Linked DNA regions of Homo sapiens: region 2 is linked to region 1. A link is an interaction called in ENCODE POLR2A ChIA-PET data of the cell type or tissue named here. Cell type or tissue: PC-9. All regions are shown on one strand.

Region 1 (5,000 bases):
GGCCATGCTTAAACATATTTAAGATAAATTAAGTGATTTGGCCTGTTTCAGTATCCCAACTCACATGCTAACAGGGGCTTGACCTGTAGCTACGGTACCCTGGAGGAAATGATCGCATTTATTTGGTTATTTCGGTCTAAGTAGTAATAGTTCTGTCCTGGGAAAAAGACTAGCCTCAAGGCATTTCTGATTGAATGTTTTTCAATTACAGTCTTTAAACCAGTATGCCACAGAACTGGCTCTTTCCACATGACGGCCTTTGTGGTGGGTGGCAGATTGCCCTGAGGCCTCGCAAAATGCTAGGCTTTCACAATGTCACTGACTGACAGCCAGGCCCAGCACAGTCTTGGTGTGATTGTGGGGCTAAAGTTATTCCACCTTGTGCAATAGCTACAGCTTTCTCTAACCAGCTGCATTCTTATAAAGTTAGAAGAAAATACTTTTTTTTTTTTGAGATGGATTCTCGCTCTGTTGCCCAGGCTGGAGTGCAATGGTGCGATCTCGGCTCGCTGCAACCTCCGCCTCCTGGGTTCAAACGATTCTCCTCCCTCAGACCCCCGAGTAGCTGGGATTGCAGGTGCCTGCCACCACGCCCGGCTAACTTTTTTGTATTTTTAGTGGAGACGGGGTTTCACCATCTTCGTCAGGCTGGTCTCAGACTCCTGACCTCAAGTGATCTGCCCGCCTCAGCCTCCCAAAATGCTGGGATTACAGGCATGAGCTACTGTGCCCGGCCAAAGAAAATACTTTTTATGCCAGCCCTGAAACTACCCTGAAGCACATACATCAACCTTGAGGCCTCACACTCCATCAAGAGGGGTGAAGGGCATGAGGAATTAGAAAGCATAGGGATTTTTAGTTAGACAGATCTGGTTCAAATCCTAGACTTGTGCCTTGAACAAATTATTTACCCTCATTGAACTCTAGATTCATTATTTGTAAAATGAAAGACAATAATAGTTATCTCCAAAGGAAAGTTGAATATGATCATTCATTTATTCATTAATTCAACATTTATTATTGCCTACTTTGTGCCAGGTTCTATTCTAGGAACTAAGGGATACAACTTTGAATAGGCAAAATCTCTGCTCTCCTGAAGTTTACTTTTTTTTTTTTTTTTGAGACAGAGTTTCACTCTTGTCACCCAGGCTAGAGCGCAATGGTGCTCTTGGCTCACTGCAACCTCCACCTCCTGGGTTCAAGTGATTCTCTTGTCTCAGCCTCCCAAGTAGCTGGGACTACAGGTATGTGCCACCACGCCCGGCTATTTCTGCATTTTTAGTAGAGATGGGGTTTCACCATGTTGGCCAGACTGGTCTCAAACTCCTGATCTCAGGTGATATGCCTGTCTTGGCCTTCCAAAGTACTGGGATTACAGGCCTGAGCCACTGCACCTGACCTGAAGTTTATGTTCTATTAAATAGCAACAGACAGTAACATAAACCAAAAATAAATAGGAAAACACCATAACAAAAATCAAACAGTGATATAATTGAGAGTTGCTTCTATTTCTTTTTGTTGTCTTCTTGGTTCAATCAGCCTGCTAAACTATATGGAACCTCATTTTCATGGGCCACTTATTTAAGCCGGGGGACCTTGGAAAGTCTCTCATGTCTCTCATCTCAACGGCCTAATGTGACTTCTCTTGAAATATTTGGACATTAGCAGGAAGCTGAGGCTTTACATCAGATCTTTACTTTAATGGTGGACTTGACTTTACTGGTAGATTTTTAGGCTCTGTGTGGACTGTGGAGATGATATCTGGGGGGCAGGCAGACACTTGCCCTGCCTCTGTCTGAGAAAATTCTGTTTTGGATGTCTTGTTGAAGTTGGTGCTGGCATCCTAAGCCCTTGCTGGGGTCGTAATTTAATTCATCAGAATGTGTGGCTTGCAAGAACCGGCTCAGATCCTGCCCTTCAAAAACAAAACATGAGCGTGCCAAGAAAGTCCAAGGTGTTGAATGTTGCCACTTCAAGCCTAAACTTTCTAGGAACACCTAAGTGGGTGGCAGCTTCCAGTTCTCCAGGCTGCTTCTAGGCCAGAGCTGGGTTCCACAAGAGACAGAATAGGCATATATATGCTTAAGGAACTGGAAAAACAGGCTCTCTCTCTCTCACAAACACACACACACACATACCAAGGTAGCTGTCAAAATGTTATCCGAAATTTTGGAACCAAAAAATCTTGAAAGATGGTATTCCAATATCACATTTTATGTAAGTTTTCTATTATATTAGATTCAAATTACGATTCGAGGCCACAAGCTTTAAGAATTCAGGGCCTTTTTAACTTGCCAAGCCCCACACCACTCCAGGAACTTCCCCACACCCCAGTTCTCAGAATTCATGTGCAAGGTCTTTCCTAAATCCAGGGTCCAGGTCAGAGAGTGGAGGATGTGCTCTATTTCTTACCTGATTGCAGACCCCTCTGACAGTGCTCCCTTCTGAAGCACTCACTGTCTGAACGTACACAGTCTCAGACTTAATCATGCACAGTGAGCAAGACTGTGGTGTGATAATTGGCGTCCCTGACTTATTAGGGCAAATCTATGGGAGGGGGAGACCTCCTGGACCACTGAGCAATTAATTCATTTACATTAGGAAGTTTCTCCGTCAGATGCAGGAAAAAAATCTTGTTTTCCTGCTGTGGTTTTGACTTTTGCCCCATCTTCTGTTGCTGTTGTAGGAGGCAAAATAAGGGTCAAGGCCTGGAAACACAAGTGCTTTGACTGAAGCTCCACTTGGCTTCCGAAGCCCAAGCTGGGTTGTACCAGGTTCCCTAGGGTGCAGGCTGTGGGCAACTGCCAGGGACATGTGCCTGCCCACCGGCCTCTGGCCCTCACTGAGTTGGCCAATGGGAAATGACAATTGTGAGGTGGGGACTGCCTGCCCCCGTGAGTACCAGGCTGTTGAGGCTGGGCCATCTCCTCCTCACTTCCATTCTGACTGCAGTCTGTGGTTCTGATTCCATACCAGAGGGTAAGAGCAATTCTGTGAAGTTCCAGGCTGGGTGGGGGATGCATGCATAGCCTCTGGCTGGGATCACCCAGGCTCTCCCGTCCGTAGTAGTGTGGGAGTGGATACAGGTGGATACTCTGGTCAGAGCAGCACTGGTGGAGGCAGATATGCACTGGGCTTCTTCCTCCGTTCTCCCACAGCCCCAAGAGAGAAAGGGTTATTTCAGACATTCCTTCTAAGATGCATGGAACCATTCTGAATTTTGCCCAGTTCGCTCTGTAGCAGGATACCTATTGAGAAAAAGTTAGGGTCAGTAAGGTGGAAGGGTCTGTCCACAGATGAAGTCCAATTCGATTAAGGGGGATAAGGGAATACATTGCCTCTTAGCTTGACCAGGTAGGGCAAAGGAAGAAGCATATATGAAGGCAGCTTCAGAAAAGTCAAGCTGAGCACTGACTTCAGACTGGAATTAGGAATCCAGCTCTGCCACTTTATTCTACTCAGCAAATATTTACTGAGCAAATTCTATGGGCTAGACAGTGGATTGGGTTCACAAGATACAATGAGTGTGACATGGTTGTTGTCTATGGATTTGGGGATATATGTAGGTATAGGGATATCTTACAAGGTAATCAAGAGGTTCTAATGAGGCCAGCCATGGTGGCTCACACCTGTAATCCCAGCAATTTGGGAGACCGAGGCGGGTGGATCACCTGAGGTCAGGAGTTCCAGACTAGCCTGACCAACATGGTGAAACCCCGCCTCTACCAAAAATACAAAAATTAGTTGGGCGTGATGGCAGGTGCCTGTAATCCCAGCTTCTCGGGAGGCTGAGGCAGGAGAATTGTCTGAACCTGGGAGGCAGAGGTTGCAGTGAGCCGAGATTGTTGCCACTGCATTCCAGCCTGGGTGACAGAGCGAGACTTTGTGTCAAAAAAAAAAAAAAAAGAAAGAAAAGAAAAAGAGGCTCTAATGAGATAAAATGAGAAAAGCCTGGCATATAGTGGCAACTTATGAAAAATTGTAATTAAAAAAAAACATTTTCTGACAGAAGAAACTGGATCTACCTGGTTTTTCTGAAGCCTAATCCTGCTCGCCCCAGTGAGTGCTGTTTCTGAGGCATCCTGGTTGTTTTGAGCTGTGGATGCTGAAGGTTAGAGTGGGAGGGATTTTAGAGGTTAGGTCTGCCCCTCTTGTGTTAGAGGACATGGATCCCTGGTCTGGAGAGGTTCTGGTTTTTGGATCAAGCCTCACAAGGGGTGGCACCAACTCACTCCTAGGAACTCCGCTAGAAGGAAGGCCAGCTCTGCCTAATTCGGTTGGGGAGATGGGGGTCCCTTTATGCTAGCAGAATATGTCCGAAGGAGCATGATGGTGTCAGCTTTGTTCATGAAGGCCAGTGGTACACAGGGAGCCCGGCAGCTTCCTCAGCAGTCCCTGCTGCCACTCTTCCTTAAGTCTTGAGGAGTCTTTTTTTGGCACAATCTCAGCTCACTGCAACCTCCGCCTCCCAGGTTCAAGCGATTCTCCTGCCTCAGTCTCCCAAGTAGCTGAGACTACAGGCATGCGCCACCACGCCCAGCTAATTTTTATATTTTTAGTAGAGATGGGGTTCACCATATTGGCCAGGATGGTCTCGATCTCTTGACCTCATATTCCACCTGCCTCGGCCTCCCAAAGTGCTGGTATTACAGGTGTGAGCCACTGCGCCTGGCCGAGGAGTCTTAAGCTGAGATCACAGCATTGCACTCCAGCCTGGGCAAAAAAAGCAAAACTCCATCTCAAAAAAAAAAAAAAAAAAATAGACACAAGACTGGCTCCTTGTCTTTTTTGGGGACAGGGTCTCACTCTATCACCCAGGCTGGAGTGCAGTGGTGCAATCACAGCTCACTGCAGCCTCGATTTCCCAGGCTCAAGTGACCCTCCCATCTTAGCCTCCTGAGTAGCTGGGACTACAGGTGTGTGCAACCATGCCTGGCTAATTTTTAAAAATTTTTTGTAGAGATGAGGTCTCACTATATTGGCTGGGGGGCCTCAAACTC
Region 2 (5,000 bases), 590 kb after region 1:
ATAAGATTAATATACCTCAAGCACATAGCCTTGCTTGATTACAAAGAGAAGAAAAGAAAAAACACAAATTACTAACATTGGAACACTATTTTATTATCTACAGACATTTAAAAAATCTTAATACTTTAATGACAGTAAATTAAGTAATTTAGACAAAACTGGCAAATTTTTTGAGATACAAATTACCAAAACTAATTAGAAACAAGAAAAAATCTAAATAGCCCAATATCTGTTAATGAAATCAAAAGTTACTAGAAAGATTTCCAAAAAGAAAATTTCAAGTCTATGTGACTTTACTCATCAATTTCATCAAATGTTTAGAGAAGAAATGAGATTGTTTTATAACAGATTCTCCAGAAAAAAGAAGAGACAGGACTTCTCAACACATATTATGATAATCTTGTTTCCAAAATCAGACGCATTATAAGAAAACCACAAACCAATATCTCTTATAAATGTAGACATGAATTTCCTTAAAAGTACATCATTAAATAAAATCTAACAAATCTTAAAAAGAATAATATATCAAAACCAAGTGGGGCTTATCTTCATCATCTTAGTCAGTACTTTGTCCATGATGAAGAGAGATTTATTTTTCATAATTCTTAAGGCTGGGAAGTCCAAGACTGGAGTGGGGTGGGGTTGGGGGGGTGGGCAGCTACATCTTGCAAGGGCCTTTGTGCTGCATCTTCCCATGGTAGAAGGTGAAGGGCAAGAGAGGGAGAAAAAGACAGGGCCAAATTCAACCTTTTATAATAAACCTACTCCCAAGATAACAGCCTTAGTCCATTCATGAAGGCTCCACCCTCATGGCCTAATCACCTCTTAAAGGTCCCACCTCTTAACCCTGTTACATTAGGGATTTAGTTTCCAACACATGCTTTGGGGGACAAAATCAAAATGTCCACTTTGCTTGTATTCAGAGTTGAACTGGAGTTCCTAAGCAGTGTCTTAAAACAAGAAGAAGGAGGAGAAAGAGGATAGGAAAGGGAGGAAGCGGGAGAGGGGAGAAGAAAGAGAAAGAAAAAAAGAAAGAAAGAGATGCCAAGCATACAGATTGAAAAAGAAGACTTGGCAGGGTGCAGTGGCTCATGCCTGTAATCCTAGAGCTTTGGGAGGCCAAGGCAGGTGGATAGCTTGAGTCCAGGAGTTCAAGACCAGTCTGGGCACCATGGCAAAACCTTATCTCTACAAAAATAAAATTAAAAAAATTAGCTGGGTGTGGTGGCACATACCTGTGATCCCAGCTACAGTGAGCCAAGATCATGCCATTGCACTCTAGCCTGAGTGACAGAATGAGATCCTGTCTCAAAAAAAAAAAAAAGAAGAAAGAAAGAAAGAGAAAAGAAAGAAAAGAAAGAAAGAAAGGAAAGAAAGAAAGAGAAAAACAAGAGTTAAACTATCTTTATTGGCAAATGGAGAGAATCCTAAGTAATCCTTTGAAAGTACAAAAGCTAATGAATAAAGTTAGCAAGGTTGCAGGATACATGATCAATAGAAAAACCAATTGTGTTTCCATACAAAACAATTTAAAATAAAATTTTAAAATTAAAGCATTTTAAATTAGAGAAAATTTATTTACAACAATATTTTCAAAGCATAAAATCCTTAGGGATAAATGTAATGCAATATGTGCACACCTCTATACTGAAAACTATAAAATATTCCTGAGAGAAATTTTAAAAGACTTAAGTGAATGGCATGGTATACCATGCTCATTATTTGAAAGGCTAAATGTTGTTAAAATATTAATTCTCCTCAAATTAATCTATAGAATCAATTTAATCCCAATCAAAATCCCAGAATGCTTTTTTGCATAAATTAATAAGCTGAATTTAAAATGTATACAGAAATGCAAAGAACCTTAAATAACCAAAACAGTTTTATAAGAGAAGATAAACTTTGGAAGGCAGATACTACCTTATTTTAAAACTTATTAAAAGCTATGATAATCAAAACAGTGTGGTATTAGGGAAAGACAGACAAATAGTTTCATGGAATAGAACAGAGAGTACAGAAATAGACCCACATGTATATGGTGAGTTGATATTTTACCAAAGTGCCAAAGAAATCTAATGAAGAAAGACATTCTTTTAAACATGTGGTGCTGCAAAAACTGGCTCCCTATAGATAATAAAATAAGCTTTAATCCATAGCTTACATCATACTATAGTACTAACTTGAGATAGGTTATAAACATAAAAGCTAAAACTATGAAACTTTTAGTAGAATATATTTGTGATCCTAGTGTAAGCACAACTTTCTTAGAAAAAGCCATTAAGAAAAATGAATAGTCAAACTAAACTGGGAGAAAATGCACACACACACACACACACACACACACATATATATATATACACACACACACATATATACACACACACACATATATATACACACACACATATATATCTGACTTCTATTATATATAGTTATAGGTAAGCAATTTTTATACTTCAGTAATAAAAAGACTTTACAGTTATGCCTTATAACTCTTACGATATTTTTTAGTTGACAAAGTACTTTTCTACCAATGTTTTTATGTGGACTTTACAACATTACCCCATGAGATTAAACAGTATTAGGATTATTTTTCTAATCTTACAAATGTAAAAATGAAGCTCAGAAATGTATGTTTTCCAAAGAACTAGAACTAAATCCTGAGTCTTTGAGGCACCCAGTTCATCATCATTGCCATCACACTGGCTGGTATGTCTCACTTAGGTTGATTTCTGATATGCCTCTCCTTATGGACTGACTCCTCAGGCTTACCTCTTAATTAGAACAGCCCTGGCACAATACCAAACCCCTTTCCTTGCCAAACTCCAGCTCCGAGCTTCTTGTCTTTCCAATTGCAGATTACAGCATTAAACTCTGGTTGAGCCTGAATGATCCCATATAGTCCTTCCCAGGTAAAAAATTCGTTAGATGATGGTTTCTTAATCACAGCTCAGCTGCCTCCTTGGGTTATTTATCTGATTCTGGGCATGTCACAAAAAGAATGTTGTTGAAAGGCAATGTAATAAGTATGCATCAATCCTGCAGCCTTTCTTATTAAGAAATTTCAAGAGGGTCCACCTTCTCGAAGGAAGCAGCACTTTGCTACAGAGGCAAACACATCCCTTGGCATTTTACAAACCCCTCTGAAGGGAGTGGAGAGACAGCTCATCTTAGTGACAGATCTGTTGCAGGCAGTAAGAGGGCAACAGGGAGTCAGACTGCTACCTATTACCGTCATTATTATTGCTGTTGTCATTATTATGATCATATTACACATTCACTTAATGGTAACAACAGGGCCTGGCCCCAAAAGAAGTCTCAAAAAAAGATGTAATCTCTTCCCAGAGGCCTCATTTTTAAGTCAGATATGTTTCTGGTAATCCATTGTCACAGTCCTCTGTTGCCATCTGTTTTGGGTATCTGTCTGTGTGCTCTGACTAGCCTGGTCAGATAAATGTCAATAAACTGTGCGCACAGAGGAATTTTCTCTCTTATGTATGCTTTACTTTTGATGAACCAGGGCCTATTCTGAAGATAACATGACAGATTTATTGACATAATCATGCATATACTTCCATCTTCTCAAATAGGTCTTGGAGAACCTAATAAAACGCCTGGGGTTGAAAGCGACCTCAGAGATCCAACTACATAGCGCTCAAATTCTGCCCTTCAGTTGCCATCCTGCTTATGCTTGATTGCCCCTAATGTTGGAGAACACAGCACCTCCTGAAACAGTCGATTCCATTCTTAGACAGCTCTTCTTTTTATTAGTTCTTAAGTATCTGCTGTCACCTCCCTTCTCTTTTCAGAGACCGGCATTCTCCAATCTGTACAGGAAAACAGCTTTCTCCTATCTTTGCCCATGGCTCTACCCTCACTGGAGTTCTCCCTAGCACTGGGGAGTTCTCCTATTGCTCTGGTTTTTCTATGGCTGCCCTGCAAATCCTCTGGGCATCATCTGGAGCTCATGCTCCAGTAAAGGGGCTGTTGCTTAATAAGCCTCCCCAAAATGTAGTGGCTTAAAACAATGATCCATTATTTGTTATGATCTGAAGTGTTGGCTGGGGAGTCTGCTCTGCTGGTTTCACCTGGGATCCCTGCTAGGGCTGCATTCAGTTGGAAAGCTTGGCTAGGCTAGAAGAGGCAACATGGCCTGAGTGTCAGGTATTGCAGTTGGTGCTGACAGTGACTAGGACTCCTTGGTTCTCCCACAAGTGGCTGCTCGTTCTTCCCTAGGCTCAACTGGCATTCTGACATGGTCTCTGGGTGGCTTTCCAAGGTGGCAAACATGGAGCTTACAAGGCCTCTTAAGGCCTAACCTTGAAAATAGCACATTATTTCTGACACATTCTATTGGTTAAAGCCAATCACAAAGCCAGCCGAGCTTTAGGGTGGGGAAATCGACTCCATGTCTTAATGGAGTGTGTCATGTTTTTCATTCTACCAATGCCCTGTCTGCTAGAAAACATGGAAGATTGAAAGTACGGGTGGAGCACAAGGGCTTCCTCCTTCTCTTTTTTCACTCTGTTTCTTCATTTTCTTAACACCATTCTTTCTGGGTATATGGTGTCGTGCAAATTTCTTTTCTAAGGAGTTTCAATTATCTTGAAAGAGAATTATTACATAAAAAGGAAGAGAGCATGGTTGTAGCAAATGTAAACATTGCTTTGAATCTCAAAAATGAAGGCACTTAAAGACCTGTGAGGGGGTCCTCTGTGGCCATTTTACCAAATCTCAGTCTGGTTCTTCTGTCCTCAGGTTCAGTAATTTCTGCCTCTTTCATACCGAGGGCCTCATTGTTCAAGGGCCTCTATCCAAATTTCCACCCCCTCCACTTCCTTCTAGGAAGCCTTACCTCTTTACAAAGGATGAGATTCCCCTTACTCAGATTCTTTATCTTTTCCAGATATAAGAAGGGTTTAAGATTGAAGCATGTGATCTTAGCACCCCAAGCCTTCACTGATGTTGGTCATCGGCCAAAGTTCAGACAGGCAGGCACA

What was found. ChIA-PET counts read pairs that join two places held together with the same protein. Peaks named below come from ENCODE experiments on the same cell type or tissue, not always from the same donor. Only the 100,000 strongest peaks of a DNase experiment are listed, where the experiment ranks them.
Region 2: POLR2A ChIA-PET joins it to region 1 with 5 read pairs; 2 of 35 experiments call an interaction of 5 or more read pairs at or near these places.

Annotation. Positions count from the first base shown.
Region 1 is chr3:186,839,771-186,844,770 of GRCh38, forward strand. ADIPOQ (adiponectin, C1Q and collagen domain containing) reads left to right here and starts at 2,940. Exons shown (of 3, transcript NM_004797.4): 1 at 2,940-2,979. RefSeq lists enhancers at 240-397, 2,980-5,000, a promoter at 2,264-2,962 and a cis regulatory region at 2,364-2,391. In PC-9, no CTCF peak of the experiment used is centred here; DNase peaks (open chromatin) are centred at 291 and 2,061.
Region 2 is chr3:187,431,909-187,436,908 of GRCh38, forward strand. No RefSeq gene overlaps it. Among named protein-coding and RNA genes, the nearest start is that of LINC02041, 13 kb to the right of the region's middle. In PC-9, no CTCF peak of the experiment used is centred here; no DNase peak of the experiment used is centred here.